2 separate regions of the Homo sapiens genome follow, and region 1 is linked to region 2. Evidence: chromatin loops called from intact Hi-C (ENCODE). Cell type or tissue: endothelial cell of umbilical vein. All regions are shown on one strand. Each heading gives the region's core, and the rest is flanking DNA. Links, peaks and the distances in the headings are about the cores only. Region 1 has its middle 2.0 kb from the start of LINC02757. Region 2 overlaps EMSY (EMSY transcriptional repressor, BRCA2 interacting).

Region 1 (2,924 bases), core at 164-2,663, 81 kb after region 2:
TCCTGCCTACATTTTTAATAATAATTTTTTATTATCATAGTATATAGTGGTGTTTAAATTTCCCCAATAAACCAGGCGTGGTGGCTCACACTTGTAAGCGTGATTACTCCAGATTACTCCAAATCATGCTTCTAAGTATAATTACTCCCAGAACTTTGGCAGGCTGAGGCAGGAGGATCACTTGAGCCCTGGAGTTCAAGGCCAGCTGTCTTCCAAATAAAAAAATTCCCCATTGTCTAACAAAGATCTTTTACAGATCTTTTAAAGTTGATTTGTTCAAAATCAGGATCTACACAAGTTCCATACATTGCATTTGATCGTTTTCTCTTAAATCTCTTTCAATCTTTTCTACTTCCTCTCTCTTTTTTGGGGGGGGAGGGGGTGGTTTTTTTTTTTATTTTGAATCAGGGTCTAACTCACTCTGTCACCCACGTTGGTATGCAGTGGCATGATCTTGGCTCACTGTAGCCTCAACCTCCTGGGCTCAAGTGATCCTCCCACCTCAGCCTCCTGAGTAGCTGGGACCACAGGCATGCGCTACCATGCCTGGCTAATTTTTTGTAGTTTTTGTAGAGACAGGGTTTCGCCATGTTGCCCAGGCCGGTCTCAAACTCCTAAGCTCAAGTGATCCTCCCACCTCAGCCTCCCAAAGTGCTGGGATTACAGGTGTGAGCAACTGAGTCTGGTCTCTCCTTATTTTTTATTTTTATTTTGTCTTGAGACACTGTCTCACTCTGTTCCCCATGCTGGAGTGCAGTGGTGTGATCTCGGCTCACTGCAACCTCCACCTTCCAGGCTCAAGTGATTCAGCCACCTCAGGCTCCCAAGTATTAATAGCTGTGACTACAGGCATGTGCCACCACACTGGCTAATTTTTGTATTTTTTTTTTTTTCATGGAAGATGGGGTTTTGCCATGTTGCCCAGGCTGGTCTCAAACTCCTGGGCTCAAATGATCTTCCCACCTCAGCCTCCCAAAATGCTGGGATTTCCTGTTTTAAAAAAATATATATATATATATTTGTTGACTAAACAAAGTTGTTGATCCCATGTAGTTTTCCACCTTCTGGCTGCATTCCCCCATAGTGTTATTTAACACATTCCTCAGTTTCCTGCCTTTCCCGTAAATTGGTAGTTAGATCTAAACACTTGATTAGACTCAATGTGCTAGGAAGAATGCTTCATAGGTGGCGTGTCTACTTCCCTCAGAAGGAACATCATATTTATAATGTTTGGTTGTCTCTCCTTTTGTGCCTTTAGAAGGCTGTGATGATCATTGCCTATATCTATTATTTCATTAGAGAATTACAAAACAATGATGTTTTAATTTTATCATTCTTTCTTCATTTATTAGCTGGAACACTTCTATGGAGAAAAACTTCTCTCCTGATGCTTTGGTTCCCCTAAGGTACAATTGGTTTAGGAAGGACAGAACTAATGCTGGCTGATTTCCCCTTTACTTATCAGTTTTCAGAATAATGAGCTGATTCCCTCACAGTCTCTAGAGGTGATCAGCAAAGTTTTTTTTTGTTGGTTTTGTTTTTTTTTTTAAATTATTATCTAATATTTTTAAATGCATTTGAAAATTTTCAATTTATTGCAGTTATTAACCTTGTTGTCACTCAAATTGTCCCACCTTTGGCCCATAGAGATCTCTTGGTCATCTGAGTCCTTTTGGCCTGACCCTAGTGGTGTTTAATACTGTCCTGACTTTCTGGTATAACGAGATGTCCAGGTTTGTCTTGTGTTTTTTCCGCCTGGACCTGGAATTAGATATTTCTTCAAGAAGCCCTGGTTCTTTTTTACAAGAAGTGGCATTTAGAAACCACAAATCTGGGTGTGAGGTGTGAGATATGCTGAGTTGGTCTTTGCTTTTAGATCTTCTCAAGGTGCAGAGCTAGGAAATTTTTTTCTTAAGAAGATATATATCAAGGGTTCATATTGATAGTTTGAATAAAACCTTCAGCTATAGGGCTTTTACATAAGTATTTTGATTTTGTATCTGAATCTCTTTTGTCTAATGCTGAACATCTTGCTTCCTAACAACATTGACATTATTACTGATTCATTTCTCCTACTTTCTTTCTATATATACATATTATAAAAATATCAGAATAATAACACCAATAGTGGTATTAATAATATGATTACTGAAAATACTTTATAATTTGTCTGTGATTCTTTTATCCTTAGAATATATAGCCTACTAGTCAAGCTATAGTCAAGTTACCAGGTTTCTAAATCACTTAAAATAATTCAGCTTTGCTTGGTGAAGAAAACAATTCAATACACAGATTTATTGATTTCATTTTGCTCTTTATTTGGGGTGATTGCTTTTGACTTTTATTTAGATTTAATTTTGTTTTATTTTTATGGAAAGAATTTATGTACTTCTAAAGCTAACCTATATAATAAGGTATATTCAGAGAAGCCTGGCTTCTACTCCATTCCCTTACCACACTTCCTCCCCACTCCAGCAGACAACAATTGTTTAATTTTATTTTTTATCTTTTAACTGATACTTAATTTTAAAAACACGCATGTATTTGTGTATTCCCTCCTTTTTGTTGGATAAAACGATAACGTACTATATGCATTTTAGTCCACTCTGCTTTTCAGTTAACGTTGTACCCAGCCCGGAGGTCACACTGTCATGACACGCATGCAGAGATCTTCTTCATCCGCCCCCCCCTTTTTTTTTTTTTTTTCTTTGACGGAGTCTTGCTCTGTTGCCAGCCTGGAGTGCAGGGGCGTGATCTCCACTCACTGCAACCTCCGCCTCCTGGGTTCAAGCAATTCTCCTGCCTCAGCCTCCCAAGTAGCTGGGATTACAGGCATGCGCCACCACGCCTGGCTAATTTTTTTTGTATTTTTATTAGAGACGGGGTTTTACCATATTGGCCAGGCTGGTCTCCAACCCATGATC
Region 2 (2,892 bases), core at 1-2,500:
AACGGTCCTAGTGTTTGGACACAATAGTGCACTTTAAAACCTGCTTGGTTACCAAGTGTCCAGGGAAACCCTTGTATTTTGATGACTAAAAAGAGCACTTTGCCCGTACTTAGGCTGTGGACCCTAAAACAGCAGTGTTTCAACAAGATGTTGCTGCAGGAGCAGCTTTTTAAAACAAGATAAAACTCACAGGGGAATGTACTTTTTTAAAAAAAAATGAAAAAGAAAAAAAAAGCTGCACATTTACAGTGACTTAAGACCTGGTCTTCTTTCTCTGTTGGATCATGGCCGGTGAAACAGTTTTGTCTTGCAGTGGAAAGAGACTTCCTGTGAATGTTTCTCAACTGGTTTCTACTGAGCAAAATACCATCTAAAAGGAGAATGTGAATAGTTGTATTTTGAAATGATGTGTCAGGAAAAGTTTTTTAAAAACTTGTATGTTTTTGCAAATCCCTGGAAGTGTTGAATTGGTTAAAATTTTACATTTTCTCAGTTCATAATTAGTTTATAAACACCTAGAATAATACTGGCATTAAAGAATCCTTGTTGGATGGTAGAAATCAGATCCCTAACCAGTGGGAGGTACTTTTTGGGTGGCTTGTGCATTCTTATCAGTTGTGTGCTAATTTATTGTATTGTTCCTTTGTGCTCTAAGCAGCACACTTGCCTTCTATTTATTTAAGTGTAAACATTTCAAAGCAGGCCGTACTCCTTCTGACAAATTTCTTGTAAACCAGGATTGCCTACGCTTTCCACTGTCGTCGTCTCCCCACTTTCCCTCTTCCTTTAAGAAAACTTACTAAAAAATGTTTCATTGCGAAGCAGAGGAAAAGAAACGTTTTCAGACCTAAAGGAAATGTTTGGTCATGTTAAGAAAACAAATTATTCATTCATATGATGCTTTCTTAACGTTGAAATTGCACATTCACATTGGACTGAGACTTTGAAAATAACTTTTACATACTTTTGTTTAAGCCCCTTTGAAATGTATAAAAAGTTCATTTACAGTTCTAAATGTAATGTTTTTAAGCCTTCTATCTTTTTAGGACACAGTTTGTTTAAGCAATATGTTTTGGTCTTGTGATCACTGTCTGTCACAAGTAGAGTGAAAGGGGTAAGGGGGTGGGAGGGTAAGAGTTTTGACAAGTTGTGGCAAAGGAAACTATACTTTTCATTTTTAAAAATGTAAATAGAAAAGTTTTTAACGGTTTTATATAGATTTCACTATAAATAAGCATTTTAAGACTGACAAATGTTGAACTGTACATACATTTATCAGCATAACTGCCCAGTTTTTTTGGTGCTGAAGTACTGTAAGTAGAATTCATCAACGGTCTCCTAATTTTTGCATCTACATCTGGGGGGAAAAAGCTGTGATACTATAGTTAATAAATTCCCACTAGAGTGACACTGAAGATTTAAACACAAGCATTCATAAGATGCGCTGATCTCTGGTGGTTGTCACTAGTTCTGCTAGGTGATAATGATTTACCCATAGATGGAGCTGTTGGATATTATTTTATTGTACAAATTCATGTTTAAAAAACTTTGTGACTGTTTCTAGTTAAGTAATTTTTTAACCTTTCTTGGGTCATAGACTTCTTTGGTAAACTATGAACTCTCACCAAAAAGATACACATGCAACATGTTAAATACATGTTAGACTTTGCATACAATTTTAGGGGCTCATGGGCCTCTAAGCCTATCCATGTATTCCAGGTTAAGCCCTCTGTTATGATCAATCCATTACTTACAGATTAAGTTTTTATAAAATAAAGTATCTTTTAAATATTCATGGATCAAGTAACAAGAGCAAACTTGAATAAAGTTATGTTCTACATATTTTGGCAGCATAGCATACCTGTGTCCCTTGAGAATTTAGCCTTCATATGTTTCTGCAATTGGAATGGCAAATAAAAGTGCTATCATCTACATTTTTTTAAAGAATTACAAATATTAAGAAATTATCAAGTGAAATTTAAAATTTTTCTTTTAAAGGTGTTAATTCCAAATAGAGCATGCATTCATTTATTTATTCAACAAATATTAATTGAGCATCTTCTGTATGACAAGTAGTATTCTGTGCACTGGGGATACCATAGTGAACAAACAGGAAATCCTATCCTTATGAAGTTTATAAACAGGGCTTCCTGCTCATGAAATGGATACAAGGAATGAAGACAGGAGAAAATAAGAACAATACTTAGGTTTTTTTATAAAGTGGATAGATGATGATGCCATATATGGATTTTCAGACATCCCTTTACTGAAAGTCTTAGCATTATATCTATTAGTATTCCACATTTAAGTACATAATTTAAAAGTAATTTAAAGTCATCTCTTTGAAGGATATTAACAAATTACAATGCAAATGCTACAGAATTTTTAGAATCCTAACAACTATTAGGCAGTGATAAGAAAAATCCATTTGGCTTAAAGTAAACTTTAATAAGTGCCTAGTATTGCAGATGCAGTTTATGGTGAACTTAGAGGATTAAAAACCAAAGGGGGCTTCATTGAGATATTCACATGCCATAAACTCTCCCATTTAAAGTATACCGTTTAATGGTTTTAGTATATCCACAGAGTTGGGCAAGCCATTACCACAATCAATTTGAGAACATTTTCATTAATCACAAAAGAAATCCTGAAATGAAACCACCACCACCATCGCTCCAGCCCTGGGTGGCCACTCCTCTACTTTCTGCCTCTTATGGATGTGCCATAAGAAATGTGGACATTTCATATAAATGAGATTATATAATATGTGGTCTTTTGTGACTTCTTTCACTTAGCGTATTTTCAAGGTTCATCCGTGTTGTAGAATGTGTCAGTACTACATTTCTTTTTATGGCCATTCCATTGTGTGAAATATATCACATTTTGTTTACC

Evidence for each region. Peaks named below come from ENCODE experiments on the same cell type or tissue, not always from the same donor. Only the 100,000 strongest peaks of a DNase experiment are listed, where the experiment ranks them.
Region 1: it touches region 2 in a loop (10-fold over the local background); 2 of 110 quality-filtered maps call a loop at or near these places.

Annotation. Positions count from the first base shown.
Region 1 is chr11:76,630,958-76,633,881 of GRCh38, forward strand. No RefSeq gene overlaps it. Among named protein-coding and RNA genes, the nearest start is that of LINC02757, 2.0 kb to the left of the region's middle. In endothelial cell of umbilical vein, for the core only: no CTCF peak of the experiment used is centred there; a DNase peak (open chromatin) is centred at 1,194; H3K27ac peaks cover 1,406 bases.
Region 2 is chr11:76,550,136-76,553,027 of GRCh38, forward strand. It overlaps EMSY (EMSY transcriptional repressor, BRCA2 interacting), which reads left to right. Exons shown (of 22, transcript NM_001300942.2): 22 at 1-2,892. The coding sequence ends at 11. Among named protein-coding and RNA genes, the nearest start is that of LINC02757, 79 kb to the right of the region's middle. In endothelial cell of umbilical vein, for the core only: a CTCF peak has its summit at 1,454; DNase peaks (open chromatin) are centred at 846 and 1,496; H3K27ac peaks cover 819 bases.